Regions from separate parts of the Mus musculus genome. Here regions 1, 3 and 4 are each linked to region 2. Evidence: chromatin loops called from intact Hi-C (ENCODE). Cell type or tissue: heart. All regions are shown on one strand. Region 1 holds the start of Gm39673 (a long non-coding RNA gene). Region 2 holds the start of Cpeb4 (cytoplasmic polyadenylation element binding protein 4). Region 3 has its middle 28 kb from the start of D630024D03Rik. Region 4 overlaps Cpeb4 (cytoplasmic polyadenylation element binding protein 4).

The links. Peaks named below come from ENCODE experiments on the same cell type or tissue, not always from the same donor. Only the 100,000 strongest peaks of a DNase experiment are listed, where the experiment ranks them.
Region 1: a loop joins it to region 2, with 1.9 times the contacts of the local background. A loop is called at or near these places in 5 of 42 quality-filtered maps.
Region 3: it touches region 2 in a loop (6-fold over the local background); 3 of 42 quality-filtered maps call a loop at or near these places.
Region 4: a loop joins it to region 2, with 2.7 times the contacts of the local background. A loop is called at or near these places in 13 of 42 quality-filtered maps.

The regions. Positions count from the first base shown.
Region 1 is chr11:31,709,822-31,717,821 of GRCm38, forward strand. Gm39673 (a long non-coding RNA gene) reads right to left here and starts at 5,606. Exons shown (of 4, transcript XR_872338.2): 1 at 3,402-5,606; 2 at 1,698-2,669. In heart, a CTCF peak has its summit at 3,981; DNase peaks (open chromatin) are centred at 4,040 and 4,160; H3K27ac peaks cover 2,018 bases.
Region 2 is chr11:31,866,628-31,874,627 of GRCm38, forward strand. It overlaps Cpeb4 (cytoplasmic polyadenylation element binding protein 4), which reads left to right and starts at 4,313. Exons shown (of 10, transcript NM_026252.4): 1 at 4,313-6,785. The coding sequence starts at 5,661. In heart, a CTCF peak has its summit at 4,842; DNase peaks (open chromatin) are centred at 3,814, 4,224, 4,774 and 6,394; H3K4me3 peaks cover 4,847 bases; H3K27ac peaks cover 4,753 bases.
Region 3 is chr11:31,792,400-31,800,399 of GRCm38, forward strand. No RefSeq gene overlaps it. Among named protein-coding and RNA genes, the nearest start is that of D630024D03Rik, 28 kb to the right of the region's middle. In heart, a CTCF peak has its summit at 4,093; a DNase peak (open chromatin) is centred at 4,042; H3K27ac peaks cover 1,846 bases.
Region 4 is chr11:31,932,694-31,940,693 of GRCm38, forward strand. It overlaps Cpeb4 (cytoplasmic polyadenylation element binding protein 4), which reads left to right. Exons shown (of 10, transcript NM_026252.4): 10 at 1-2,942. Among named protein-coding and RNA genes, the nearest start is that of 4930524B15Rik, 29 kb to the right of the region's middle. In heart, no CTCF peak of the experiment used is centred here; a DNase peak (open chromatin) is centred at 3,128.

The sequences.
Region 1 (8,000 bases), 160 kb before region 2:
TGTGTGAGTATGTGTGAATGTGTGGGAGTATATGAGGGTGTGTGGGAGTGTGTATGAGTGTGTGGGAGTAAATAAGAGTGTGTTAGGGTGTGTGGGAGTGTGGGAGGGTGTGTAGAAGTGTGTAAGGGTGTATGAGGGTGTGTGGGTGTGTGTGGGAGTGTGTGAGGGTGTGTGGGTGTGTGTGGGAGTGTGTGAGGGTGTGTGAAGGTGTGTGGGAGTATGTGAATATGTGTGAGGGTGGGAGGGTGTGTGGAAGTGTGTAAGGGTGTATGAGGATGTGTGGGTGTGTGTGGGTGTGTGTGGGAGTGTGTGAGGGTGTGTGAAGGTATGTGTGAATGTGTGTGAGGGTATGTGTGAGTGTGTGAGAGTGTGTGAGGGTTGTGAGAAGGTGTGTGATGGTGAGGGAGTGTGTGAGAGTATAGGTATGAGACAGCATGAGAGAGTGTGAATAAGAGAAAACATAGTTGAAGGAGGTCCTTGTTTAAGCACTGTGAGAGTGGAAACATGAGAATACATGGCTTCCTGTGTGCATCTGTGCATATGTGTGTGTACTTAAGAGAAAGCATGAAGCAGACAGCTGATCCATGCATTCTCTATCCATGTGTGAAGGCGTGAATCTGACTGAGAGAGGGGACAAGAACAGAGTAGTTAGGCTAGCCCGACCAACGGGCTATTCCCAGAATGAGAATGGCCCCTATAGGCTCTTATGTTTGAATGCTTGATCCCAGTGGGTATGACCTTGCTGGAAGAAGTAAGTCAATAGGAGTGGGCTTTGAGGTTTAAAAAGACTCATGCCATTCCTAGTATGTTTTCTGCCTCCTACTTGCAGTTTGAGCTGTGAGCTCTTAGCTATTCCTGTTGTCATGCCTTCTCTTTGCCATCATGGACAGATCAAACCCTTCCTTCTCTAAGTTGCCTTAGTCTTGGTGTTTTATCACCACAATAGAAATACAACTGAGATAGCCACTATCTCCAGTGGGACAACACTGCTGTATGCAGCAGGGCCATGGACTCTAAGCTCCTGGGAAGACCTGTCACCCTGAGCCTAGATGAGGTGATAGCAGCTCCTGCTCTATTGGGTTTGCATGAGAGTTAAGTGACTCACAAAGTTCTTCCTAGGACCAAGCACATAGAAGTGCCCAAGTCACCGACAGTGGTGTTACAACACCTTTAATCCCAGCACTTGGGAGGCAGAGGCAGGTGGATTTCTGAGTTCGAGGCCAGCCTGGTCTACAGAGTGAGTTCCAGGACAGCCAGGGCTATACAGAGAAACCCTGTCTCAGAGAAGAAGAAGAAGAAGAAGAAGAAGAAGAAGAAGAAGAAGAAGAAGAAGAAGAAGAAGAAGAAGAAGAAGAAGAAGAAGAAGAAGAAGAGGAGGAGGAGGAGGAGGAGGAGGAGGAGGAGGAGGAGGAGGAGGAGGAGGAGGAGGAGGAGGAGGAGGAGGAGGAGGAGGAGGAGGAGGAGGAGGAGGAGGAGGAGGAGGAGGAGGAGGAGGAAGAGGAGGAGGAGGAGGAGGAGGAGGAAGAGGAGGAGGAGGAGGAGGAGGAGGAAGAGGAGGAAGAAGAAGAAGAAGAAGAAGAAGAAGAAGAAGAAGAAGAAGAAGAAGAAGAAGAAGAAGAAGAAGAAGAAGAAGAAGAAGAAAGGAGTGCCCAAGTCAATAACCCAAGCTCTCCCATCCCCAGCAGCCCTGCTGGAACCTGGGTCTCACGCTCTCCTTGCATTGAGTGCTGTTTCAGTGGTCAACATCATCCCAGAAGCTCTGAAAGACTCGCGGTGGAGGGACACTTCACCCACAGGTATCTTTCTGGTACCTAACACAGGTTGGCACAGAGTGGGATACAGCAAGCATTAAAAATGAATGACAAATTGTAAAACAGTAGTTTCTTTGCCTTCTCTTCTCCCCCATCTTTCTTCCCTGTTTTCATTTGACCTGGATCCCAATAGAAGGGCTGGTCTTTATGTTAGTTAGCTGAGTTACCTGAGCTCCCTGGTAGAATGAAGGTAGTACCCAGAACCCGGACAAGAAGTAGAATTACTAAGACAGACCTGAGGTTCCCTCAGACTACATGGCGTGCTTAATGTCTACCAAATAGCAAGCACTGTTTCTGGAGCAACTGGGGATAGTCTGGGCCCCAGTAGCTCTCACATTGAGCCCAGTGACTTGCCCTCAGAAAACAAGCAATAATGATAAAAAAAAAGTGTTTGTTTGTTTCCAGAGTAGCTACATTAGGGAGAGAGATGGGGTGTCAAGTGCCCCCCTCCCCTGAAGTCCATCTTTGGGGTCTTGAGATGAAGTTTTAGTTTAAACAAAGAGCAGAGCGTGAATAACTGAGGAGCCCTGGGGAAGGTCGGGTCCAGCCATCCCTGAGCCATCCTTGTCTCTGCTCCATCCTGCCTGCTACTTGGCCGTCTGACAGCTTGTCAACACTGAGTGAAATGTCCTTCTGGGGACTAGAGCCCCCTCAGCCTTTTCCTTTTCCAAGCCTGAGGCTCCTAGGGCACTTTTAATTTCTTGGAATCCACTATTTCAGTATTCTGAGAGCTGGATATGGGGGCTTCTACGTCCTTTGAGCCTCCTCATTCCAGCTGTGGTGGGTTTCCAGTTCGTCTGCATCTGCCTCTGCCCGTCATCACTTTCCTCAACTCCGGACTTTTGAGAAAAGATTCATCTTAAAAAAGGAAAAAAGAAAAACAAGAATGTCAAGGCTCGTTTTTACTTTATATCATTTAAAGATCTCATTCCTCATCCCAAGCCCCCAGATGAGGCCTGCTGGTTTCTTTCTATTCTGCCATAGTGGCCAAGTCTTCGAACTTGTTTATTGCTGTTGAGTTTGAGATGTTAGCAGACAGTGTCCTTTTGCCAGATGTACTCTTAAAATTGTCAAAGAGCTAAGAAATCCTTATAGATGGATGCATGACAGCTTTCCCCGCCCCTTGCCCCCCCCCCCCCCGAGCCTAAACACCTACTGTGGCCTGAGACCTGTGATCCTTGTCCTCTGGGCTAAGCCCTACCATATTTTCCGAAGCTGAGGCTGAGATTGAGGCACCAATATGAGAAAAAGAGGCAGCAAGCAGCTTTGCCCCCTCCACCCCTCCATGCTCCTTTCTCTAAGAAATTGCTCTCTTCAAGCAAGAGAAACACAAGCTCCCTGAGAGTGGACGGGTCTACGCAAAGAGGTCTGTCTGCAGGAGAGGGTAGCTCACTGAGAAGCTAAGAGGCCTGTCTGCAGGGGAGGGTAGCTCACTGAGAAGCTAAGAGGTCTGTCTGCAGGAGAGGGTAGCTCATTGTGAAGCTGCATTTGTCTGAGTGAGACAAAGAAAACTTTTTTTTTTAAAACTGGGACACAGGAAAGAGGTTAAGACAAGCTCATTGCTTAGAAATGAGAACAATAGGAGTCCACCTGACCCTGGCATGGCCATCAGCGTCCACTCCTGGGCGTCCGAGCTTGGCACAATTATCCTGCAGATCATGATGATTCCAGGGGACAGCGTTTTCTGGTTTTGCCTGTGACTTCCATTTTCTCGTTGCTGACAGAGCTGTCTTTGTTGCTCTTCCTCTTCTGAACGACAGCTTCTGGGACTGGCTTATGAAAAACTGGCCTCCCACAAAGGCTGACGGTCAAATGCAGCAGCCAGCTCATCTTAGCTGCTTCCGTGAGAACTTCTCCTACAACTCATGTGGCTTTTCTTTTTTCTTATTCTTTTTTTTTTCCTTTCAATTTTCTTTTTTTTGCCTTGGAAATGGGCTTCATGGCTATGGTAGGCAATTAAATTTCCAAGCTGGAGAATGCCCATGTCCTCTGCCAGGAACTGCTAGAGCAAGCAAGCCAGGCCACGGGCTTTGAATACTTGGCACGGAAGTGGGGCCTCTGATACACACAGTCTCTCCCAGGATGGGCTTCCCAGAGGAGTGTGTTTGTCTTTGTTCTGAAAAGGAAAGTCCAATCCCATCCCAGCACTAGCTACACCACAATCCCAGAGCTAGGTGGCACCTCCTTTCCAAAGCTGGGCAATTGCCTGGTTCGCTAAGTGTCACCGTTGGCACGGTGCCATGGAGGGTTGGCTTCCAGCATGCAGGTCAGTTCTCAGGCCTGCCACTCAGCTCTCCTCAGTGGCCCCAGCCTTTGGAAAACTGCTATCTCTCAGAAGAAAGGAGAGCCCTGTGTTCCTGACCCAGCCTTCTCAAGCTGCTGACTGAATCACGGGGTTTGGGGCTAGCATCTAATTTCCAGAGCTGCTGTGAGCAAAATGCTAACACTTGTTCCAGAAGCAGGCTGGTGCCCTGGCTGTAATTCTAGACTGGGGGCCACTAGAGAGGAATCCAGGCTTGGTAGATTATACGTGCACGAGGCAGGGCAGTGGCCTGAGCCTTCCTGCAAGGGAAGGGACGTGTGTGGATGAGAAGGTCCTGAGAACTCATAGGTGCTTGGATAAAAAGTGGGACCAACTAATATGAAAGGAAAACGCTGGAGGGCTTCTCTGAGGAGTGACCTTCTAGGCAAGCCCTCCTGGGACAAGGGGCCTGTGGCTCCTTTAGGAATGGCACGGAAACTGGAAGGGGCTAGTGAGGGGTGGCAGTAGAGATGAAGTAGGAGCAACAGTGTTAGTCTGAACATTCTGTGATAGCTTTAGAGCTAGGAGAAGGACTAAGCTGGCTTGTTTGAAGGTCTCTGGTTTCTTGGTAGGGAGATGATTGGAGGAGGTGGGACTGTTTGTGGAAAGCTGCTTCAGGCCCTCGCTGTATCTTTGACAGACAGAAGGCATGGTCCATGAAAGAATCTGGGCTTCCTTCTCTAAGACTTCCTTCTCTGCTACACCAGAGGCACTCTGGACACTAGGACAGGACAGTAGAGATCACCTGGAGCGGTCATTTATAAGGATGGAGATGTCTGTCCTGCCCTGAGGATCTCTGTTGCAGCCTGGAGAATACTCTCCTTCTTGGGGACACTTGCATAGTTTACAGGCAGCAATACCAGACCCCTCAGCAGCCACTCTTACCAGGGCCTGCAGTAATCTGTGTTAACTGTGTAGTCTGAGTTCCTCTTACAGGATAGAATTTACTAATGTGTTATGCAGAAGAAAAAAACATTTCTCCATTAACACCAGCCACTCCGGTATACCAATAAGCACATTAAGAAAAGCGTAAAATTCTTCAAGCTGGTCTAAAGCAGCAATAAGAGAACTATGTATGTATGTGGGAAACGGAGGAGAAATGGCTCTCGAGCCCTTGCCTATTCTGAACATGGAGAGTCAGCTGTGAGGGACTGACAAACATATCCAAGCAGAGTTTGCTAGGCAGGTCTCAGAAAGCGCCTTGTTCTGTGTCAGAGATCTCATTCCTTGCGTGCTAACAGCCTGGTAGTGACCAGCCAGTGACATCAGAGAATGGTGTACAGTCGAGCAAACCCCTCTGCAGTGTCCATTTAGGGGGTGAAAGGTCACATGAGTGCTTACAACAGGGTATGGTATATTAGGCAAAAAGCACGTGCCTGGCTTCATGGATGCCCAGGACAGCAGACTAATTGTCTATATAAATCATCACTGATGAATTTAAAACACCTCAGGGGGCTGGAGGATGGCTCTGTGGTTAAGAGAACAGCAACCACACGGGGGCTCACCTCTGTCTGTGACTCCAATTCCAGAGGATCCAATGGCTTCATCTGACCTCTATGAGCACTCTGTGTATATGGTACCCAGACATACATGAGGACGAAACATTCGTACAAAAACAAACAAACAAACAAAACAATGACAACAACAACAAAAACCAAAGCATGTCAGATACTTGCACACAACCTGTTTCACGGAATTCCAGAGTGAGCATCAACTTCTTGAGCTCCGTACCCATGGAGTCGGCCGAGTGTCGAGTGAACATACTTAGGAAAACCCAGTTAAACAAACTTAAGATACAAGATACAACATATGCCTATAAAGACACCCACAGATTCGTTCCTCTAGGTAACAGACACATGCGTTATGAAAGAGGCTATACACCTATTGTTTTTCTGGTTTTAACTATGTCATTGATTTTTCAATGTGATGGACCAGTGCATAAAAATATAACTGATAATGAAAGTGTAAAACTCCATGTGATGCTCTAGAATGGCTGCTCTAACTATAGCTGTTCATTGAGATGGATGGACTTTGAAGAGAGAGAGAGAGAGAGAGAGAGAGAGAGAGAGAGAGAGAGAGAGAGAGATTGAACATAGAATGTCACAGTCATAGGTGAATAGGGGACTTAACTGCTGCCCAGTCAAGGGCTCTGTGTCTATGTGAATTGTGAACAACCAACAGTAGGGAAGTCCAGGCCATGGAAAGAATGCTGTTGTATTGGGAATACCTGCTGGGACCTTGGCAGGAAACAACGTCACACAAGATTCTGTAGAAGAGCTCTGGACTTCAGGTATAGATTTAGAAAATGAAGAGAACAGTGCAGTTTGAGGTGGCTCAATAAACCAGGCAGTTTATTGTGGTGCTAGTTAAGTTTTGAGTTATAATAGCCAGCTCCTAACCTCTCATGAGGTGGCAGGACATTCCACACCACGTGATTTAGTCTGGGACAGCCTGAGTGACAAGCAGCACAGAGGAGCCAGGTACTGGGTAAATCAGGGGCTGTGGAGCTATAGCATGGCATGAGAGAGCTGCGGGGGGGGGGGGGAGCTTGGCCTGGTTTCCTCAGGATGTAGAGTTTGGCCTCTGACAGTGACCAGTGTCTTAGAGGCAGGTCCGTGAACTAACATGACAGAGACAGACATCTCCACCCCATTTCCCCCAAGCCTGGGTTCTAGGTACATACTGGGGTTCGAAAGGCACTTGCTGAGTGACATCTCCTGGTTCTTGTGTCCCAGAACAAAGACTCAAACTGGGGACACATGGATAATGATTATCTATTAACACAGCATAAGGCATTCTCAAGGCTGGGACAAATTCTGCAGTTAGATTCTCTTACATGTTAATCTTGATTCTGCTGGAACCTCTTGCTGGGTCCTGTTCTCTGACATCGCCTTGTATAGAAGAATTTCTTACCTCTGTCTCCTGCTCTGTTTCTGTAGAGGTAACAGACAATAGAATCTTAGGGTCCAGCAGACAAGCGTCCTGAACTTCGGCTTCTGTTTTTAGGAGCTACTAGTTGGAAAGGATGGGGCTATGCCTCGTGGCCTGCAAGTCTGCTGGTGTCTACTTGGGGACCTTCCAAGGATAGTAGCCTCTTTTTTCTCTCTTCTCCCGGAAGTGGCCACATTGAATACATCTCCTTTTTCTGCTTCTCAGTGTTCCTCAGCATACTGGTAGTGGCTGATGTTCTCATTGGGGGTTGCCAAAACCCTAATAGCTGGTTACACCGTGGGGACAGGAGGCACTTAAACTCTGCTCTGAGGCTTGGGAAGTGCTGAGTGACTTTTTAATATTTTTTCTCTATTTCCCACTTTGTGGCAGGAACACGAACCTACAAGTAACTTTAAAATTGCTCTCCAGGAGCCATTGGGGTTTGGTGTTTATTTAAGCTGCATTAAGGTAATGAATTAATTAATGCATAAATTAATGCATTAAGGTAATGAAGATTTTTAATCTTAGTCTTTTAGCTTGAAACAACTGTGCCAGGTCACAGGACAGCCTAATTTTAGAGATGAGCCCAGCAGTGTCTCCGGTCTGGCAGGAATGAATGTTAGTGATTATTATAAGGTAACTCCCCCTTTGCATACAAGACCATTGCAACAGTGGTCCCCGGGAAATTAGAATTTCCCCAGAAGTCTCAGTCTGGAAGAAGGAAGCATGATGCACACCAGTGGGAGAATTTGGATCTCAGAAAGAGAGTTCACACAGTTCTGAATATTTGTCAGACTGCTTTGAAAGACCAGAGAAGACAGACCATGATTGGCAGACTCTCACTTGACCAGGACTACTAAAGTATGGATTCCTCTTGCCTCCATAACAATCACAACCTCACATCAGGATCCCAGTGATAGACTCGGGGATGGAGGGGTCCATGGGACTCTTTGTTT
Region 2 (8,000 bases):
AGGCACTTCATGGGCAGCATGTCTCCATGCTGCGCCTCACCTTTTCAAACCAGTTGTTTGGTAAGGATGCATTAAAGAAGCTGGCTATTCCCACCCAAACAGCTTGTTAATTAGTGCTCTGTGCCAGAACTCTGCGGGAAGGTGGGAGGAAAACTCAGAGGCTTGCACACATTACAGAACATCAAGCAAGAGAAGAAAACAACCTATCATTAGTCATTAAAAATGGTGTGTTCTAAGTAGATATGCACCATTTTCCAGTTCTGGGTCTCAGTGAAGAGCAGAAGTGGAATTTGAGAAAAAATCTGTGCTGGGGGTTGGCTCCACCTCTAGCTCACTTTATGATAGCGAGTTGCAGGCACTCCTAAATGAGATGATTCAAAGTTATCCCATCCTCTCTTTGCCTTCACAGGAGTTGCCTTTAACCCTTGAGATCTTTATATTCATTAAAAAGTGTATCGTGGCATTTTATTAGGAAGCTCATTAATGTTGCTAGTCAAGTAGCTATTGAGTATTCATTTCCTATACAGTCAGCCTTTATACCTGTCTAGACTTACCTTTTTACTAAAACCAATACTAAAGACACTAAGTTCTTCAATTCAGTTAAAAACCTTCTGGGTTGCTGACTCTAAAAAGATAAATTGCTTTAAATATTTCTGCATGCATAGATATGAGCTTATATCATTTATGTTAGTATCTGGTAGCTTCTTCCGTAGGGGTGCCATACTTTTTAATGTGTCCCTATGTTTTATAGAAAGGAAAGGTACCAGGGCCCATGTACTGTATAACTCTTGTGGATCTCATTCATATACTAGTCTATGGTACCTTATGGAACTGCACTGTACACAATATAAACAGCCTTGGGTGGAGGCTATGACTGCTAAAGTCATTAGATAGGCTTCTAGGTAGCTTGGGTGTGGGCTATTTGGAAATGGCTGGCAATGTATGCTTCAAAAGCAGTAGTGAGGACATTAGAGCTCTAGGGGGCCAGAGTTTACCCTGTGTGATTATGGTATGAGAATTATGTCATCTGCCAAGCTTTAGAAGAAAGAGGCTGGTACAGACATTAACATTACTTCCTGGAAGGCTCCAAGTTTGGGGTATGGTTGGCTTCAAGACCTAGAGGGGGCTAGGCAGCAGCTAGCAGGCTATAGGCATTCCCTAGTCTATAGTTTCTTTAAGGGTCTGTATTCTAGACAGGAAGGGAGCTTTCAAAATTTATTTTTGAACCAGGTAGCACCTTAATGGTTGGGCAAAGAATGCTTTCCCTGCAACCTGCCAGCTTCCTGTTGAGCATACTTCATGGATAGGACTCCTACTGCAGGCTGAGTGCTCCATCCAGCTCTTATCTGCAACAATAGATCCCTTTAAAGATCCCAAATAGAGTCGCTGAATTGTTGTCATGGTTACCAGGGGACAGTTGCTGAGGCCACAATGTTTTCAAGAAGGATAGTCTTGGGTTGAATATCCTGAGTTTCTGAGTAGATTGCAGACTTAAAGGAACCGTTTCTCCCTTCCTTCTCTCTTCCTCTCAGTGTCTAACCACCAGCCTGACCCTTGATGACTCAGATGTCCCAGTGATCATCCTAGTCTCAGCCCAGACCAAACCTTAAACAAGTAGAGTGACCTGGTACGGAAGCACTGACTGATCCTGGAATGTCTTCTGCAAACCAAGAGAGGTTCCTGAACACTGGTCCATGCAACTTCTTCTAGGTAGAAGATGCCGCTGAAGCAACTCTCTGGACTCAATGTCTTAATAAGGAACACGTATCTTGATCCCTGCATGTGGGCACTGCGCTTACACAGACCTCATGTAACTCACTATCCTAGGAAGGTCTGGGGATACTGTCCACATGGCTCTATGGGGAAGAAAGGACTTGGAGTGGTGATGCTGAAGGCTACATAAGGAGGAAGCAGCAGATCTGAGTTCAAATTGAGGGCTGTTTGGTTTTCAGGTCAGTTTCCTCTAAGACACAGTTGCCATTTTAAGATACTGAGAAGAACTGATAGCTCCAAGTGACCCACAACCATCTACTGGACACAGAACATCCAGCTAGTCATTAAGTAAACATGTACTAAGTCTGTTCTGAGCCAGATCCTCTATTGGTCACTGGTGACATAAAGACAAATCACACACACACACACACACACACACACACACACACACACACACACACACACACAAATCACCCTTAAGAAACTAACTTACTGACACCCAGTAGTAATTTAAAAAGAGGAATCTTACAAGACTCTCTAGTAAGGGGAAGTTAGGGAAATCATTCTGAAAGAAATAGTACCTGGCTGAGCCAGCTCAGTCTCAAGGTATGTGTGTGTGTGTCAAGGGGAGCGGCAGAAAAGGAAAACAACAGAGTAAGATCCAACCTTACCTATGCTCAAAGAACTCACAGAACTGCAGAGGTCAGTATGATACATATACACGAAGGAGAATAACATCCCCGAATAAGATCCACATAGGCAAGCCATACAGGAAGTGTTGGAGAATTGAGACACTTGATATAGAAGGAAGGGTTAGATGACGGTGATGATGAGTCTTTGAGACAAGATGATAGCCCTGGCTAGCCTGGAACTTGCTTGATGTGTAGACCTGATGGCTTAGAACTCAGGGATTAAAGGTGTGTGTCACCATACTGGGTAGATAGATATAGATATAGATATATGATTTTGTTGGAATTACTTTGGGCTCTATCTTAGTTTTTTCTTCAGTTTCCATTTCCCAAAGGAAACATTTATTCAACACATATCTAAAACTTATGCTGAGGACAATATATTACTTCAGGCCCCAGCAGAGTAAACGATAGTAGGCCTATACAAAGGCAAAGACAGGGAGGCCTTGAGTAGACAGCAAATAACCAACATGTGAGCTCCAAACCAAATGGCATAAGAAACTAAATGATGAATTCAGATTTGAATATCAGACCTTTCAGAAAAGATTTCATTCTTGCTGCTTTTCTCTATGTATGTCTCCATTCAAGATTCCTCTCTGGTGCTTCCAATCTTCAATGTCAAATCTTTCGAGCAGTGGCTCTCAACCTTCCTAATGCTGCGACCCTTTCATACAGTTACTCGTGCTGTGGTGACCCCTCCCCACCATAAAATTACTTTTGTTGCTACTTCATAACTGTAATTTTGCTACTGTTATGAATTGTAATGTGAACATCTGTGTTTTCTGAGGGTCTTAGGCAATCCCTGTGAAAGGGTCATTGGACACCTCCCTGAAGGCATCACAACCCAGTTGTTGAGAACTACTGTTTTAAGCACTGATTTAGAGACATAAGCCACCAATGTAATATAATGCCATATAAAAGCATGAGCGGTATCGAGGGTCATGTATGCCTGTAAAAAGAGATTCCGAAGGCAGAGTAGGTAGGTTGGAGACTTACTCCTAAAACGAAATGAGAGTTTGCCAAGAGGAGACGACAAAGGCGTGGAAAAAGGCACAGAGAATACTGCCCACAGGACAATACGGAGTTTGGTCTTTATTCTCCAGGTAACGGACTGCCATTTTTAAAAAGGTATGAGCACAACAGGACCGTGACTGGAATTTCGTTTTTAGAAAAATCCCTCCGTTCTGCTTGGAAGGTGGAGTAGAAAGCTAATAGTTGGTGGCTCAGCCATGGACGCCTACAGCATCTGCATCTCAAAGGGAGGATGGGAGAGTAGGTGGTTCGGGTGGAGGAATGGAGACTGAAGGGAATCCCTCCGGAGACGTGCGTTCAGGATAAGGACTATGCAGTTCTAGGCACAGCACAGATGCCGGGAAAACCCGCCTCTCCTTCCATCCCTCGGGGGCGGAGCTCGGGCCAGAGCACGTGATGCCCGGGGCACCCACCTTTACTCAGGGCAGGCCTCTCGTTTATTCTAGGTTTCATGGGTTGCCACTTCGACCCCCAACACTTTAGCTCAGTGTTTCAGTGTGCAAGATGTCCATTCTCTTCCGAGCGTCTCTCTACGGACTTCCTAAGAAGCCTGCTTTGGGAACATAAATCGCAAAGGAATCTTTGCCCATAAAAAAGATGGCGGTGCACCGCTTGCACTGGGTGCGCAGACCCGAGGCCGACGCCGGCCCCGCTGGGCGAGGCGCAGGCGGAAGAGGCGGCTCTGAGATGACCAGAGACCTTCCTGGGTGGAGCTCTGAGGCTGGGAGGCGTGGCCTAGTCGGGATTGTGGTGTCGGATTGGTCTTCCGGCTGCTAGGCGTGGCCTCCGCAGCACCCCGCCCCTCCCTCATCGAACCGGAAGTGTCTCTCGGTCTTTCCAGCTGGTTGTCATTTCACTCGGCTCGGTCCTGAGGAGAAGGACTCAGCCGCGGCTGCGGGACCTGGGCACCGGAGGCAGTGGCGGCGGCGGCGGCGGCGGCAGCGGCGACAGCAGAGGAAGACGAGGAGGAAGAAGGAAGAAAAAGAAGAGCCAGACGGAGTCCGCAACGACGACAGCTGGGACTGCGGGACCGGGGAAAAGCGGCGGCGGCGGCGGCCCAGCAACCGTGAGGAGAAACAAAAGCCTTCTAAATTATAGTTTCCAATCAGTCTAGGGGAAAAGAGAGCGCGAGCCGAGGGGGGAGGCTTTTCTCCTGTAGAGTAACTACGGTAGCGGGGTTTTCCTTTTTGTCCATCCCCCTTCCCCCTCCCCCCGGCGGAGAATCGAACTGAGAGAACTGAACAAACCGCCCCTGGGTCCCATGAGGGAAAAAAATCCCGGAGCCGCAGAGAGGGGAAGAGGCAGAAACCGCAGGACCTTCCAGGTCGCCCCCTTGCTCCCCGCACCCCCGGGCCGCCAGCTTGCCCTTGTCCAGTCTCGCTAATCCCTCCTGATCGCGACACCCCCCAGAGGGAGAAACGGGTGTTTCCAACCCCTTTCATGGGGGAAAGGAGGCCGAGGGGAGCCCAAGAACAGCAAACGCAGCAAGATCTGCACCCGGAGCCCAAGGAACAGCCCCAGAGGCCCACACTGCACCCTACAAAAGAACAGAAACAGGACCAGGAACAGCAGAAATCTCCCTGCAATCATCTTTCCTTTAGTCAAGGCTGATTTCCTCTTTGGCAACCAGAAATTCACCTCCCGCCCCAGATAACCTAATATAATCTATCTATATATAAATATATAATATATAATGTTCTTAAATTATTCCTGATTTTTTTAACCAAGCTGCCAAGAAAAGAACGTATTCACCCCTTAATCCTATTCTAATTTTTATGTGAATCTAAACTGCTGAGGAAGACCATATGTGATTGTTAAATTTTATATATATATATTTTTACTCCGCACAATGCTTATTCTTCTATATCCATAGATGCTTGAGAAGCTGTGTTTTTGTCATTCATGAACATTTTCCTTTGGAAAAAGAAAGCGCCTATTTTACTAACCAAAGACTTGATTTTTACCTTTTTCCTTTTTTATTCCTTCCTTGAAATAAGCCCAATTGGATTCATATCAATATTTTAAGAGGTTTTTTTTTTTAGGTTCTTTTCCATTCAGAGAGACCAGAATTCCAAATCAGAGATACGTAGGGTGATAAGCTGTGATCTTTGAGTTAGCTATAAATAAGATACTTCAAGCAAACATATTTGAGATACAGGGGAGGAAAGACGTGAGACATTAGGTTGTCTTTTTTTTATTGTGAGATTCTGATCCTAAAAATAATAAATGGGGGATTACGGGTTTGGAGTGCTAGTGCAAAGCAATACTGGGAATAAATCTGCTTTTCCAGTCCGATTCCATCCACATCTGCAGCCTCCACACCATCACCAAAATGCCACCCCCAACCCTGCTGCTTTTATAAATAATAACACAGCTGCCAATGGCAGCAGTGCTGGGTCAGCCTGGCTCTTTCCTGCCCCGGCTACTCATAACATTCAGGATGAGATCTTGGGGTCAGAAAAAGCAAAAAGTCAACAGCAAGAACAACAAGACCCTTTAGAAAAGCAACAGCTCTCCCCGAGTCCAGGTCAGGAAGCTGGAATACTGCCTGAAACTGAAAAGGCAAAAGCTGAAGAAAATCCAGGGGACAGTTCTTCAGAAAACAGCAACGGAAAAGAAAAACTACGCATTGAATCACCAGTGTTGACAGGGTTTGATTACCAAGAAGCCACCGGTCTCGGGACTTCCACCCAACCCTTGACATCCAGTGCATCGTCCCTTACTGGTTTCAGTAACTGGTCAGCAGCGATAGCACCTTCTTCCTCCACTATAATCAATGAAGATGCAAGTTTCTTTCACCAGGGAGGGGTCCCTGGCGCTTCAGCTAATAATGGTGCTCTCTTGTTTCAAAATTTTCCCCATCATGTCAGCCCTGGCTTTGGTGGTAGCTTCTCCCCTCAGATCGGGCCTCTCTCCCAGCACCATCCTCATCACCCCCATTTCCAGCACCATCACAGCCAGCATCAGCAGCAGAGGAGGTCTCCTGCCAGTCCCCACCCCCCACCTTTCACACATAGAAGTGCTGCTTTTAACCAGCTGCCTCATTTGGCGAATAATCTTAACAAACCTCCTTCTCCATGGAGCAGCTACCAGAGTCCTTCTCCAACCCCCTCTTCTTCCTGGAGCCCAGGAGGTGGCGGCTACGGTGGCTGGGGAGCATCTCAAGGCCGGGATCACCGCAGAGGGCTGAACGGTGGAATAACACCCCTGAACTCAATCTCACCTTTGAAGAAAAATTTCGCAAGCAATCATATTCAGCTCCAGAAGTATGCTCGCCCTAGCTCAGCCTTTGCTCCAAAATCCTGGATGGAAGATAGCTTGAACAGGGCTGACAACATTTTTCCTTTTCCGGTAAGATGTTGTTCCATTAATATATTAAGATGAATAAGGAAGTAGTGTGGTGGAGTGTCTGTGGAATGAGAGAATCAGACTTGTCTGTGCTTACATTAGAGATCTTAGGAAATGAATCAGTTACCAGCCTTTATTTTAGCAAACGGGTGTAATTGGAAGAAAATAGTTAACTGTTTCTTGGGCCTTAATTTTTCCATTTATAATTACAGATACTGAGTAGTTAGTGATGTCCTAATTAATTATACCTTTCTTGCTTAACGAGAATTTTCCTCACTTGAGGAAGAATGGTAAAACAGTAATATGTAGCAGAAATGTATGAATTTTATTATGGAAACTAATGAATGTTTTCTGTCTAGGAAAATGACCTTTTTTTGACATTGTAAGGTAGGGAGTCACTGAAAGCAACGAGTTCCAGATTTCCTCCTGGTTATATTTAGATGTGGACCTTGCAGTCTGAGCAGTCTGAACTGATCAATTCAGCAATTCCTTTTAGACTTCTCTGCAAATTCTGACCTTTCTTGTGTCAGTAAGGACTACTAGTTAGGGAGAAATAGTACAGATGATTTCTTTGTCATGCTTAAAATGTATGTATGTATGTATGTGTGTATGTATGTATGTATGTATGTATGTATCTATCTATCTATCTATCTATCTATTTATTTATTTAGCAGTGCTGGGTATACCCGTTTCTTTTTGAATACCGTGAAGATGTTGGTTTCAGAAAGCCTGTTTTGTTTTTGGGGGGTTATTGTTTATTTTGTTTTTTGGTAGGTGATGCCTTTCACCTACTTGTTTATTTTCCAGTGTTAACACTAGGGGTGTAGATAATTAAACCATTCCTAAAAATAGGTCCAGGCAAAGATCACTTGTCTCTGTTGGTATTAGTATATCCTTTTTCTGGTAGGAATCACATTGTTTTTGAACTAATGAGCAGACAGTTTGTCTTGCAGAAACAAGGTAAAGGGAATTTCATGTCTTAGCTCAACATCACTTGCCACACTCAATTTCTATACTGTAGAACAGTCATTTCTATGTCTTTAGAAAATGTATAGAAAGTAGTAAGGTCCGTTGAGCCTGTCCTCATATTAACTGCGAAAGGTAAGTTCTGCCATTATCCTACTCACAGATGAGGGACATAAGCATGGGCTTAAAGCCATGTATACATGAATGTGTCATGCACATGTGTTACAGCAAAAGGTTTTTTTTTTTTAGATA
Region 3 (8,000 bases), 74 kb before region 2:
GTGATGCTGCAGATGCTGGTGATGCTAGTGGGAGGCTAATGATGACAAGTATTGTTCATTGAGTCTCCCACGCTGAGTTTCTCACACACTTCTGTGCTTCTATCTAAACCCCTTTCAACAGCCTTCACATTCTCAACAGCCCTTACCCACACCACTGTTTCAGGTTTGCTATTGTCATATACTGCTGCAATAACTTGAGGATGGGACCTAGTTCAAAGATTAAATTTGTGTATGTTTGTTCCTGTATACTTTGTGCACATAGCCTATGGTGAGTAGTGTTAACCACCAACTTCACAGAGACAATGTTTTCTGGGAGACAGGCCTCAGAGTATGCCTGGGCAGTTATTTTGATTGCATTCATTGAAGTGGGAAGACCTGCTCACTATAGGCGGCACCATTCCCTAGGATCCTGTAAGTAGAGAAAGGGAGCTGAGCAGCCACATGCATTTGTTGCCCTCTGCTTCTTGATTGTGGGTGCTACCTGACCATTAGCTCAAGCTCCTCCTGCCTTGCCTTCCCCACAATGATGGACTGTATCTTAAACTGTGAAAGTAAACCTTTCTCCCTTAAGTGGATATTTGTCAGAATATTTTACCAAAACAAAAGGAAAAGAGAAAAAAAACATAGCCTTAGGATAACTTTACACAAGTATGTAAAGGTATTTTTATGCATGAAACTAAGTTTGTGTACACTTCACCAGGAGAGGTCAGGCATGGGGTTTTTCACTCGTTACATCACGACAGTGCTCAAAAAAAAAAAAAAAACCTTTAGATTTTGGAGTATTTTGAATTTTAGATTTCAACCTGAAAAGCCAACACAAGCAAAGCCTGACATTTAAGGACCACACAGAAGACTTCTTCAAACCACTTCTTCATCCCTTTATTCTTGAGAACCATCACAGGGGGCAAGTATCATCACTCCCATTTTATAGATTAGAAAACTGAGGTAGAAAGAGGAATGTGTGGGTGTGATGGCTGTTCTTGGTTGTCAACTTGACTACAATTGGAATGAACTAAACACCAAGAGGCTGTGAAGGGTTTTTCTTGCTTGAAGTATTTGAAGTGGAAGACCTACCCTAAATCTGAATAGTTGAGGTGGGAGAATCCACCTTGAGTTGGGACCACACCTTTGGGTGGCGTCCTATAAAGAGGACATAGAAGGAAGGTTTTGCTGGCAAGTCCATTTCTTCACCAGTATTAGAGCCTACTTCTTTGAAATTCTGGTGTATATTGCCAAACAGTCAAGATGACCAGCCTTGTGGTCTGAACAACTATTGAGTTCTTGGACTTTCCTTTGGGAAACTGCCATTATTGGAAAAGTATGAGCATAACCCAGAAGCCACTCTAACAAATCCTGGGAGGGGGGGGAGCAATGGGCTATGCACAGACAGCTTGGTCTCCAGTTGAGCTGAGGTGTGGAACCCCAGTAAAACCCGGTGGTGAAAATTTTCACTTACATGGGACGGAAGGCCTTTCATCGGGAAGTTAGACGCAGCTCGTTAGAAGAAAGCCTATCCCATCGTCCAAGCACAGCCTTGATAGAGATAGTCTATGGTTTTAGAGCTTTATTGTAGAAAGGCAGGGGAAAAGAGAAAAGGTAGAAAGAGAGACTGGCCATGGCCAAGAGGAGACAAGGGGAAAAGGAGAGAGAGAAGAAAGGCTAGAGTAAGAGGGAGAGAACAAGGTGGGGCCAAGTAGCCCCTCTTATAGTGGGCTTGTTATCTTGCTGTTGCTAGGTAACTGGGAAGAGTCTAGCCTGAAGGTCAGAAGCTTGGGACATGGTGTATGTGATTGTTAGCCACATGCTTCTCCTGTGGGGGCCGTGGGGGCAGTATCTTCTACAGGAGCCAGAGGTCCAGGGGACATGAGGGAATGCCTTCTGTCCCATGTAGGTAAAAATTATCAACACCAGGTTTCACCAGCGTTCCACACCTCAGCTCAACTGGAGACCAAGCTGTCTGTGCATAGCCTATTGCCCCACATGTGTGTATATTATAGATTCAACCTATCAGTTTCTCTAGAGAAGCTAATTCAGTAGGCTTCAGCCATAAGTAATAGTGTGGATCCCAGAGCTTCCATTCTGATCTCAAAGCCCACACTCAGTCAACACATGATATGTAATGATAGAGCACAGACTCTAACTCTGTCGTACAAAGAACTCACAGCTACTAAGCTGTCAGATCAGCTGAACCACCTTCCAAGTCACATTCCCCAAAGGCAAATGCCTCTATGCCTTGAGCAGATAGGAACTGTGCATCTTCTGTGCCAGGCACACACACCATCCTTCCTTCAGTTAGCTGCAGCTGGGAGCTACAGGCCCAGCTCTGTCCTTGCCCAAGTGGGAAGGTCACCCCACAGCTTTAAGGGCTTCTGTTGAGCCCTGAGCTCAGGCTGGGTCTGTAGAACATCTAGTCTAGACCTTCTTTTTGCTTAAACCTCTACTTTTGCCAAACTCAGTTTCTTTAGCTATGCAGTTGAGCACTCCTAGGTTGCGTGGCTGAGCTTATGGGGTTCTAGTAAAATTTGGAGGAGATTGTGCAGTGAGAAGCCGAACTGATCTGAAGCCCCTTAGAAGTGGAGCTGCTTTTTATTTTTATTCTGTTTGTTTTGGTTTCTTTGTTTGTTGGGCACTGCTGTCTGGTGAGTTTAATTTTAACGTTGATATCTAAAGTTCAACTTAAATTGACATAAACTTATTACATGTTTTGTGGACATAGTATGATAATTCACTACATATATACGCTGTGTGGTGAAACTAAAAAGTTCGATCCCATCAAAGCAGAGGGTAGAGTAGGGGCGTGGTAGTTGCCTTTCTCCTGAGAATACCCAAACAGACAATCTGGAGGAGGAAGCATTCGGGCGGGGGAAGGAAGACTTACGTTATTCATGGTTTTGGTTTACCGTATTGGAAGGCAAAGTACAACATAACAGTTTATATTATGGCTTACGTCATGGTAAAGTAACCTGCCTATTCCAGCAAGACTCTGCTTTGTAAGTCCCCATTCACTCCCCAGGGATCTACCCAGGAGTAACAACAGATCTGGCAATTCCTAATATTATCTATGTGTACATATATAATTATGTATACATGTATTTAAAATTAGCAACAATTAAAGAAAAAAGGCTATGAATTCAAATGCAGGGGGTGCATAGGAGAGGTTAGAAGGAGGGGAGGAGGGAAATGATATAATCTCAAAAATTAAAAATTATAATTAAAACACAGAAAAGCAATAAAATAATGGTTTTGGAGCACTGGTCTTAACTTTGTTCTGTCATTCAAGCAGAGAGTGGGCCAGGTTTAGTGTGTTTGTGGCATAGGAAAATGGCTGTTTTGTTAACATCCTTGTGTGTGTGTGTGTGTGTGTGTGTGTGTGTGTGTGTGTGTGTGTGTGTGTGTGTGTGTGTGTGTATGAGTGTAGCCTCAACAATTAGATTGCTCCCAGCACCAGCTTCAGACCTCCCTGGGAGCTTTGTTTAATGCTGACTCCAGAAAAAGGATGAATGGTCCCATGTAATGACCACACCAGCCTACCAGGGAGATGTCCTGGAATCCCTAGGCTGCTGAGACCCACCACTCATTGTGTGTGCCAGATCTGCAGGAGCAAGAGGCTTTTCTGCAGGACTGATTTAATCCCTTATGCTATCTTTACTTGTTTTAAGTCTTATTTTTATTTTAAATTATATTATGTGGGGGGTTTTGTGGGGGATATGCTCATGAGTGGAGGTTTGAGCAGAGAACAGAGGTGTCAGATGCCCTGGAACTAGAGTTAAGGGTGTTGCGATCTGCCGAGTAATAATAAACAGTAATAGTTCTCCTTTGCATAAAAGGAGGTGGTTTCACCTTGTCACCAATCCTGTCCGAGCCTTTAAGCATTGAAGTGAGGCCCTGTGGTCACTAGATTGAGGATTATTAGAGACTCCAACCTCTCAGTGTATGGCAGAGGAGCGGTTTCTATTTCTGGTGCCCACTGTCATCTCCAGGGAAATGCCACTCAGCTGCCCCAGAGTCACAATGTTCTTATTTCCCTCCAGGGCCTGTGACTCAGCACACAGCTCCAGATGGCTTCCTGCACTTCTAGGCTCCTCTGCTGGGCGCTAATGGCAAGGAAGCGGCAGAGCTCTCCTGGCCCAGCTCCCCACCGGACAGCCCATTTGCACAGGCTGCTTTCTCCCCAGAGAACATATGCTCTGCACTCTGAAGGTGAGATCCAAGAATCACACCGCCCTGTGGACCAGGAAGATGGGGAAGGGAACTTGTAGAGCCCCCCAATCCTGTGTGGGAACGCTTATCATCTACCTCCGAAGCTTGCAGAGTTAGGGCTACCAGATGAAACAAAGAATACCATGGCAGCTCAGAATTTCAGACAAATTTGTTTGTTTGTTTTTGTCTTTGTTTTTATTATAAGTATGTCACAAATACTGCATTAAAATCTAGTTGAATGTCCTGTAACTTTACTCATAACCCTTCCAGCATGTCAAGCATGGAGCAAAGAAACCAGTGTGCTTTTGCTCCACTAAGACCCTATACTTAGTGGAATCTTTGCCATGAGATGCTCATAGTACCTGTGACAAACAGTCTTGCAGTGGGTGTGACAGCATGAACCATCTCAGCCAGGGAGTAGGGCACTTGGGCCTTTTGTCTATCACTTCAACTTTAAGATGCTCCAACGTTTGCATGCTTCTGGCTGCCTGGCACAGGTGTAGACCAAGCCACTGGTGTCACTTCTCATAAAGGAATAAGAAGTGTAACTTGTTAGTGGGTTAGAGCTGCACACTTAGCTGTAAAGTGTTCCTTAAAGCCTGCTTGACATGAGAAAACCACATGGGACAGTTGACCTGCTATGACTGTACTGCCACGGTCCCTCTTTGAATTTGAATGTCTCTGCCTACCAAAATATGAATTGTGTAAGGGGAGGGATTTGGGTCTGTTTTGTTCTCTAGCACTCAGGGTAGTGCCTGGCTCCCCTAAAGGTGGAACACTGGGTTAACTGAAATCAGCCTAATCAACAACATACGCAAAAATAATGCATGCCAGGCACAGTGGCTCACATCTCTGATCCCGGTGCTTGGAAATCGGAGGCAGGAAGGTCAGGGTCATCAGACTTATACAGGTAGTTACTGCAAGCTGGCCTGTCTCGTGAGACCTTGTCTCAAAACAAACAAACAAACAAACAACACCCATAAATAAATACACATTCGCAATCTATGTCAAGGAAGACTTTCTGGAGCAAATCAACTTCCTTTCCTTGCTGAGTTACAGTCATAACCCTGCTTTGTTTACAGTAATTTATACCAAACCCAAGCAGGGCTTCCATTAGCCACTACAAGTCACAAATACTCAGTGGTCAGAGCCCGAGGCTGACGTGGCTTTGACTGCTCTCTCCCAAACTCTCCATAGATCAGAGACTGTGTCTTTTTGTCTTTAATACATTTTCAGTGGCTCTGGTATTCGTCAGTGTTCTGTTGCTATGATACAATACCTGAGCCTGGGTAAACTATAAATAAAAAGAGGATGTCCATATTGTGAGTTGTTTGAGAGGCTGAAAGCCCAATGGCACATCACCAGCTCTGGTGAGCACACCCCTATCCCTACCCCCCACCCTGCTACCTTCTTTGCCTTGTGGCACATGGTGTCACAGCTGCAGGAATTCGTATATGGAAGAGCAAGACACGAAGCCCTACAGGTTCTTTTGTGAATCAACCTGCTCACACAAGATCTACTTCAACCCCTTCTAGAATGTTCTGTCCCTACAGACCTCCCACAGGGTCCCACCACTCAGCTTATGAACCAAATCCCCAAGACATGAAACCCCGGAGGACAAACCACATCAAACCCCAGTGGGCCACAAGGTACAGATGACTACCCAGTACTCAGTGTGAGGAGTCTGTGGTGAGGGCATCATCAACAGGAATTGCAGACAGGCTGCTGGAATGTCTTAGCACCCAGAAAACCTTGAAGTCATCCTGAGGTCACCTAGTAGCAGCTTCAGAGGGCCTGGTGTACCAGTTCTGGCAGCTGTTTTCAGGGCCCACATCCCAGCAGACCCCTCCTGCCATTCTGCACTGATTTCTCATTCTTTCATCATTAGTGATAACTCTCCAAGCTGCCCACCTCCTATCTCCATCACTGGCCCTACAAAGAGCTTGCCGAATGCCCTAGTTTGATTTCTGTTGCTGTGATAAAAACACTGACTTAGAGGCAGGAGACTTATTTGACTTTTAGTTTACAGTTTATCTCCAAGGCAGGACCCCAAGGCAGAAACCCAGAGGCAGAAATTGAAGCAGAGATTACAGAGCAACCTTATTGACTTACACCCGTGTACAATTTTAGCCACTTTTCTTACACAGTCAAAGACTGCCTGCCTAGGGATGGCACTGCCCACAGTGGGCTGTGCCCACAGGCCAATCTGATGAAGGCAATTTCTCAATTGAAGTTCTGTCTTCCCAAGTGGGTTAAGTTGCTAACTTTGATGGTTTGAGTGAGAAAGGCTTCAATAGGCCCATAGAGCAGAATTCTTAATTCCCAGTTGGTGGAACTGTTTGGGAAGAATTAGAAGGTGTGGCCTTATTGGAGGAGATGTGTCACTGGAGTGGGCTTTGAGATTTCGTAGCCCCCACAAGTTCTAGTTAGTTTTCTCTCTCTGTCTTTTGTTTACCAAGACGTGAGCTATAGCTACTCTTTCAGCACCATATCAGATTGCCACCATGGTTCCTGCCATGTTGGTCATGGACTCTAATTTTCTCAGACCACAAGTCCCCTATGAACTCTTTCTTCTATAAGTTGCCTTAGTCATGGAGTCTTTTCATAGCACTAGAAAAGTAGGACACCTGAAGCTCACTATGACACTGTCTGTCTCAGGATCATGTTGATCAGCTTCCCAATGTTCTTGCTTCTAGCCTCCTCTCTACAAATCTACCTTCACCACTGTCCCAGAGTAATTATTAACCAAAGGGTGTCTTCAGTCTTGTCCCAAATCTCTCATGAGATGAAATCCAGGAAGCCTAATGCTTACTCTTAAATTGTTCTACCTTTCTTTATAGGAGAGGAGGTATTCTTACATGGCCATTTCTAGCTTTGAATACCCATTACTACCATATTCATCATTTTGTGTGCCAACTGATCCCCAAATCATCTGAGATGTGGCTTTAACTCAGTCTACCTCTATGCTAGAATAGCCCAAACTTATACAGTATAGAGATTAGGACAGAGAGATGGCACAGCATCTAAGAGGGCTTAAGGACCTGACTTAGAAACACTAATACCTGCACAACATGCTGGGCTTGACTATGTGTCCACCTGTGACCAAGGAGGGGAAACAGTGAGCAGACACAGGAAATGCCTAGAAATGGCTGCCCAGCAGCCCCATGGACAAGTGGTGAGCTCCAGGATCAGTGAAAGGAGTGTCTCAAGGGGAGAAGGTAGGGAGTGATGGGGCAGGACAACCAGTGTCTTTGTGTGGCCTTTACATGTGCATACATGATATCATACACACACAGAGACACACAAGCACACGCATGCATGCATGAACGCACACGTGCACACACAAGTGCACTTCCACCCACACAAAAGCTGAAAGCATTCTATTTGACATTCTGAAGCCTGGGAAGTCTGAGATAATGGTGCTGGCCTCTCCTTGGCTTCAAGCTTATTGATCATGTGATCATCTACCGAAGGCATCATGGGAAGCAAACTCATGCATAAGAGGGAAAAAACAAACAAACAAAAAACAAACAAACAAACACATGAGGGAAAGATGCAATTTCTAACACACTTCTCCATGGAGGACAAAACCGGTCTACAGCATTTGGGAGGCAGAGGCTTTCCTGAGCTACATAACAAGATTCTGCCTCAAACAAACACACTCAAAGGAAAGCAAGCAAAGGAACCCTAGAACAACATTGGTTCTATAGGAACAGCACTGTGGAAGAAGACACAGTCAGACCATAGCAGCTCTTCTCCCACTTCCCACCTCTGGGGAAGCTCATTCACAAACAGCATGT
Region 4 (8,000 bases), 66 kb after region 2:
GTAATTGTGTAAATCTGTGCAAAAGTCCGTATGGTTATCTTACTCTTCCTATAAGGTACAATAACATACACTTTCCGAACTTAGCATGGGACATAGTGTTTGAAGTGCCAACTTCATCAAGTAATGCATGCTTTATTATAAATACAACCCTAGCTTTGAAAGATGTTCTTATGTTTTGAACAGTCTGCTTCGGGGGTAAATTTAAAATAGTCTCTTGAAGCCCCGGTCATGGAAGTAACTTTTGGTTTAATTGACATTCTCTTATTAAATGCCCTACCGTAGTTCAAAGGATTACTATCAGTGTGCAAAGCATTTAACAGCAGCAGTCTAAGTGCAGTCTTGCTAGCTGTGCTGCCTAACAGTACCATCTTGGATCCTTCAGAACCAAAGACTTGCCTGCAGTGCTGTCACCGCCTGGCTGGTGACCCTTCTGCTGTCTGTAGGAAAAGCAGCCCTTTATTTTTAACACAGGCTTTAATGAACTACACCTGTTAAGTTCCAAAGGTCAAAATGGAGGCACTTGCTGTCTAAGAGTCCAACAGAAAGAGGGAGCCACTGTCAAAGAATCCCCTGCTAACAGAACAGCGGAGCAGCTGTGTGGTGGAGGGTGCTGTCTCTCGTGTAGCTGGTCAGGGACGTTTTTTGTTTTTTTCTTTTCTCCTGAACTACATGATTCTAATTGGAATGTTCATTTGCCTCTTTTTCTTCCTTTAATGCTTGTAGGTGGCTTGGGGTGTGCTATTGTGCTGGTCCTACTCAGTAAACAGGTGTGATGAGTTAACAAGAACTAACACTGCTTGAGAACTAGCTTTGAGTAATACTTTTCCCTTTGTACACGGCCTGCTGAATTCCGGTACAGTGTCTGTAGCTGACTTATTTTGTCATGCACATGATGTACATTTGTTATGCACTACTTTTGTATACCTTGTTTTTCCAACAGTGAACATTTTTAGGCACACTTTTCACTGACGGGATATCTCTTTATGCAATACCTCAATTTTTCATATTGCAAAGAGTAGCTTTTTGTACTTTTATTACTGAGAGATCTTCATATACTTCATTTTTTAATATAAATAATTTTAATAAATTTTATTTTCTTATATTCTGCTTTTTATACATTTCAGTGCTCTGCATACATTTTAAATTATGAATGTTGTGCACTGGCAATGCTATTTTAGAGTCTGCAGAGAAGAGAAAGCATGTTGCTTAAACATCCTTCCCCAGCACCAGCTACTGGTGTACCTATAATTTAAGAAATAGTCTATGTAAAGTCACAAATTAATGAAAAAAATTCGCATGAAAATGACAAAATAACACTGTAGTTCCTAAAAAAAATTAAATGCATAACCATAGGGTAGAAATTTAAAATAACAAAATTGTCTACAGCTTCTTACTAAGTTTTTTAAATTATTCATAAAATGCAGACATTTTGGGTGAATGTTTAATCATTTTTAATCTTAATTAATTGATGTTACATGTTTGATTCAGAGATGTCTGCTCTTTTAAATTCTATATAATAAAACAAAATCGCCTGCCACAGGACAGGTTTGTAATGTTAGTATGCATGACTAATGTAAGAAATTGTTATTCTGCTAATATTTACTTGTGATTGTGTGACAAGCGTGTTTACAGATGATTTGGTTCCACTTCTTTACAGGGCATAAACAATGATTATCTATTACTCTGAACTTTATGATTACATGTCCTTCAGATTACATGGGATTGTAGCTGGGAGTTACCATGTAACTCAAACATTATTAACATGTAATTAGTTTACAGGTTTTAGGGTATCACTTCAATTTACCAAGCATGTAGTTCTAGCGCACTAGCATGGCACCAGCCATGTATTTACAATGTAGTTACAGAGTAATTACATGGTTATTTTTGCAATGTAAAATAAAGTGTTTCTGATTATTTTCTATGTAAAGGACCCCCCACCCTACCCGTGCCCCCTGGCTTTGGTATAATATATTTACTTCTCCATACACAGACCTCTGCAGAATGCAACATAAAACTTGCAGTGAATGAACTTAGCATTTTATGAGAGTGCTGTTGGAAAGACTTGATAATTCACCCCTTTTTGTTTTGAAGAGTTGAATCTTCTGTTAAAAGGTGATTTAAAACTTGAATGTGATGAATTGTGGCAAGCTCACTCCAGTTATGTGCAATACTTATCTCACACTTTGGAAGATCTTTGCAGTGTAATTCTTTGTTTTTAATTGCAGACATTAAAAAATGTCATTTTCTACTGTTAAGAGTAATCCTCTTTCTTGCTGGTGTTTCTAAAGAAAAGAATCAGAAATCAATCTTTCTACTAATGTAAATTTGAGATTATTTTTAAAAATGGAATAAAAGAGGTTTTGGTCATTTGCTTTATTTTATTATCTTATTTTAAAGCTACTGTGATTGATAGCATTGTAAGAATTGGGACAATATTGTATTCAACTGTTTTATTTTTTATATTTTTAAAATTTAAAGTATAATTAGTTTTTATAATTTCATCAGATTTTTGTTATATTTTTTTGGAAGTGAAACTTTTAGCAAGTGGGTGTCTAGTTTTTACTAATCCCTAATTTTTCCAGTGTATTGCTCATATTATCAGAAGGGAACGTTATTTAAGTGCGTCAGTTAATTGTACTACTTGGCTGAATTTCCATATAGTTTTTACTGTGTATGGGGAGGTTGTAGTATTTATTCTAGCATTTTAAATAAGGGTAATTCATTTTTTATTAAAGTCATTTTCACGTTAAGTTCCTATTTTTGTATGTTCTACTCTTAAGTTATATAACACAGTTTCTTTTTTAAAAGAGTTCATTTGTTGAAGTGCTAGTGGAAAATTAATGTTATTAAATAGTTTGCAAATGACTATTTATACCAGTATGCATATAATTTTTAAATATTTGTAATGTGAGATGTTGAATGAATAAAACTTTTAACTCAGATTTCTTTTACTATACTTATTTCATTTTAGCATAAGTAGACTCCCTTTTGGGAATATGACATTTTTAGAACACTAAGAATGTCATGTTGGGCCCTGGCCGAACAAACCAGTATGAAAAAGTCTTTAATCATGTGAGTGCTCATGGCAGGCATTCCTGGCTTCGGGAAGTTGTAAGAGCTGTCAGCTGTAGTGTCTTTGGCCTGGCTGTTAGTTCATGTGCTGCTGTGTGGTGTCTGGGGGTGGGGTGTATCAGCCTGCAGTCTAAGTGTTCTTTCTTCCTCCTGGAGATTGACCCCTGCACCCCCATGTGATAAGCACATGCTCTACCACTGAATCATCTCCAATTTCAAAACGTTGAACTCTCGGGACTTTGAGAGACTGGGGTTCTAATCCCATAGCTCAGGAACTGCAGGTGTTCTCTTTTATTTGGCCCATGTCTCATGTAGACTACTGAGTATTGTGATGTGTTAATACTTATGTTTTAAGATACATTTAAGTTTTCAATGATAAGTTAACAACAAAGTACACCCGTGAATACCCTGTTTGGGAAGTAACGTATCTGCACTTCCCTCCCATGATAGACTATTCTCAAGAATAGGACGGCAGGAAGCAAATGGACTGTGAGATGTTTTACTTCTCAGGTTTTTCCCCAGCATGGAAACCAGCCACTGGGAATTGTGGGGAAGTGGGCTACATGGCGTATTTTTGCCCCCGGAGTTGTGGGTTGCAGGAGCTTCAGCAGAATAGGTACTGCTTTCTCTTAATTGGCAATTTCGAAGACTTGTCTTGACAGTATATTGAAACTGCCCTAGGGAGCCCATGCTCCTATCAGTCACACTCTGACAGCTGTTTCCATTGTCCACCCATATGTGACAGGTTCCAGGTTTGCTTCTATACCCTGCCACGCCCAGCTAGTCTCTTTAATCCCTATTTAGAGGGCTAGAAATGAGAAACTATTCTGTTGCTATTTGAATTAGCTTCCACTGACCTGGACCAGCACTTATATTTGCCACAGACACAAGCATATCTCCACATAAGCCACCAGCTTTGAGTCTGCCATCCTGGGTACGCTGTCTGCCTTCTGGGTCATATTGCCTCCTTAAAAATTATCCTCTGAGAATTCCCTCAGTATTCTCCCTCCCTCATATTCCAAGGATGGGAACTGCAAAGATTTGAAAAACTAAGAATTTGGGATTTATCTCACCATTCCAGGTCTCTTATTAGAGAACATTTCTGTTTTGAGATGCCATGAATCTTCTCTGGATAAATCCAAATCGTTCTCTAGTCAATTGGGCTTTACCACTGGCCGTCAGGGAACATGTCTTACTGTGATTGCGTGTGGTGACGAGTTACAAAAGGACTACTTGTCTCATGGAAGTTAAAAATGAGCATCAGCATCAAGTCCAGGATGCAGCACAACATCCATGGTTTGTGTTGCACAGTCTTCGATTAGGTGTCCGTGAGAGATGATGTAGGCAGATGGGGCCTAAGGGCGGTGAACTGGGGACACAGATGCTGGGATCTAAGCTTGAGCCTGCTTTATCCTCTGCCTTCTATTTCAGGAACTAGAGCTTTGATGCCATACAAATGTCTGTGTGATCAAGCAAATGTCACCATTTTAAAGAGATTATTTTCATCTCTTCTCCCACACCTCTGTGATATCAAACACAGAAGAAAAAAGAACCAGGCAGACCTAGAAATGATTCCCTAGAATCTGCCAAAGGCAGCAAGGCATCTGAGCTCATTCTGAAATAAGTTACCCGTAAAAATAGCTGGGGTGGGGAGGGATCCGTCATTTAAGTGTGTGAGGTGGCGTACATGATTTTAGGTAGCAACTAGCAAAGAGCTGATGCCTCCATCTTTGGGGGAATTGAGGCACACTTAATATGAGAGGGCCACCTGAAGCTACATCTCATGTCATCAGCTGTTGAAAGATATGATGACAGTGACGCGGGGCAGGATGGGGAAAGTGGAGCAGCCATAATTATCATTTGTCTCTCAGCAGCCCTGACTCCACAGTGCCCAAAAGATTTGGTTCTAGGAAAGAAATCAGTCATGGCCATGCACCTGTACCCATCAGTAAGACTACACCCTCAGAAGGACAGGCTATTTAAGTATCCTATGGGAAGGCAGACAGTGTAAGCAATTGTACACCACAGCTATGACACAGTAAAGCCCAGATTTACATTCTCATCTGTCAGGTCCCTGTTGTTTTCCCTGTGGTCCTCAGAATCATCACTGCCACCAGATCAAGGTTAAAAAATAAAACTGGGCCAGGCAGTGCTGGCGTGTGCCTTTAATCCCAGCATCCAGGAGGCAGAGGCAGGTAAATCTCTTGAGTTCAAGGCCAGCCTGGTCTACAGAGAGAGTTCCAGGACAGGCAGGGCTACACAGAGAAACCCTGTCTCAAAATAATTAATAATAATAATAGAAGAAGAAGATAAATAAAAACAAAAATTAAAAATTAAATTGGATTTTGTTTTGTTCTGTGTAAAAGATTTGGAATTTTTAAAAAGTGCCAAGCTCCTCAAATTCGGTAAAATATTTTTATTAATGACAAAAAGGAGTAACAACAGGCCATATGAGGGAGAGTACTCAAGAGCATAAACTGTTTTGGAGGGCTTGCTTTTACAGGGTTTAAGAGTAGGGGAAGTTTGGTTACTAAGGGTATTTGAGGGTGATTTTTTTTCTGTATTGATTACTGCATTTGGTCATAAGCGTTTTTCTATTTTTTCATGTACCTTCCCACAATGCATCTGCTTGTTTTTCATTTTTTTCTTTATGCTCCTGAGAGCAGTTTTCCCCTCCCTCCCTTTCTCCCAGTGCCTCTACCTTTCCCCCAGATCCCCTTCTCCTCCCATTCCCCTTCAGAAAAGGGGAGGCCTCCCAGGGATATCAACCAAACACAACATAACAATCTATAGCAAGACTGGGCACACTCCCTCATACCAAGGCTAGATGACATAATCCAGGAGGAAAGGGTCCCACAGCAGGCAAAAGAGTCCGAGACAGCCCCTGCTCTCACAGAAGAACACCAGGCTACCCGGCTATACCGTATATGCAGAAGACCTAGGTCAGACTTATCTATACAGCTTCTCTGATTGTCAGTTCAGTCTCTGAGTCCCTATGAGCCCTGGCTGGTTGATTCTGTGGGCTGTGTCTTGTGTCTTTGACCCCTTTGGCTTCTCCAATTCTTCTCCCCTCTTCCACGGGATTCCTCAAACTCCATCTATGTTTGGCTGTGGGTCTCTAATGCATCTGATTTTAATCATATACGTCTTCAATTATTTGTTAAGCATATGGTGATGATCAATAGAATTTTCCCCTAAAAATTCACACAGGGAATGCAATTTGTCCTAATCACAGTGCTCTCAAAACTAGTTTATGCCTAGTTGTACTAGAGTACAATTAAATAGAAACTGATAATTGTTGGGAGAGGAGGAGACTCCACTGTTCAAGGTAGGGAGGTATACAGCTCAGCCCAGGTCCTGGCTTGAGAACAGGTTGGTAGGTGTATTGTTTGGAGAGGGGTGTGTGCGCGTAGTCTATGCAGGTGAGGGTCTCAGAATGCCAACTGCATCATTAAAAGAGGGGTGTATGCATAGCTCACACCAAGCAGAGTCCCTATGTTTGCCTGCCTCTGTGTGAGTGAAGATAACACCTGCTGGTGTTGAGGTAAAGCTTCCCTCTTACCAAGGCTCCCTTCAACCTTCCTAACATCTAAGAAGCTATGTTCTATAATTACACTCAGCTTAAGGTGAACAAGGTCCAGATTGGTTAGGCAATCTGTAAAGCAGGCTTTCAACCAGGCACACAGATTGCAGGTCCTGTCTCACCTTTTTGTAAATTTCTTTTTTCATTTTTTTTTAATTTATTGACATTTATTTTATTTATTGACATTTCAAATGTTGTCAGCCTTCCCAGTTTCCCCTCTACAAACCCCCTATCCCCTCCCCCTCCCCCTGCTTCTATGAGGGTGATCTTCACCCACCCACCCACTCCTGCCTCAGTGCCCTAACATTCCCCTACCCTGGGTCATTGAGCCTCCACAGGACCAAGGGACTCCTCTCCCAGTGATGCCTGATAAGGCAATCCTCTGCTATATATCTAGCTGGAGTCATGGGTCCCCCCACCCTGCCATGTGTACTCTGGTTGGTGGTTTAGTCTCTGGGAGTTTTGGGGGTCTGTTTGGTTGGTATTGTTCTTCCTGTGGGGTTACAAACCCCTTCAGGTCCTTCAGTCCTTGCCCTAACGTCTCCTTTTTGTAAATTTCTAACCTATGAAGAAGTCGTCGCTAAGACGTTATGCTGAGATGATGTGCGTCGTCTCCTGAAACTTTGGTTTGACAAGAGTGCCTTTAACAATAGCAGGGTAGTGACTCTGAGGGAGTCAGGTCCCCCTAGATTGTTCAGACATGTTTGAATTTACCAACACCACATAGGTGCCAAGAAAGGATGGCCACCTGGCTAAGTACACTGCTGGATGCTGGCACTTAGGTGACAGAGACAGAACAGAGGGAGGAGGGAGAATAGTCAAGGACACTTTTTAGTTCAAACAAAATCCCACTGAGGAGAAAGACTTCAACTTTTTTTTTCCTGTAAAACTTCATAACCAAGCGTCTTACACATGTTCCATATTGATTCCCTGGATAGTCTCTGTGATACCACAAAACTAATTCTGAAACCCGCACAGTAGCAGACACTATTTTTTCCCAATTTTTTATTAGGTATTTTCTTCATTTACATTTCCAATGCTATCCCAAAAGTCCCCTATACCCTACCCCCTCCCCTACCCACCCACTCCCACTTTTTGGCCCTGGCGTTCCCCTGTACTGGGGCATATAAAGTTTGCTAGACCAAGGGGCCTCTTTTCCCAATGATGGCCGACTTCGGTAGCAGACACTTTTGCACTCTGTCCTTGTGAATTTTTCAAGTCAGTTTTTGCTTCTGCCCTGGAATGTCAGCAGGGTCAAAATAGATTCCTTTTGTAAATTTCTAATCTTGATTTTGTATATATTCACGAAAGAGAGAAAAGTATTTGCCATTTTTGGAGTAATGGG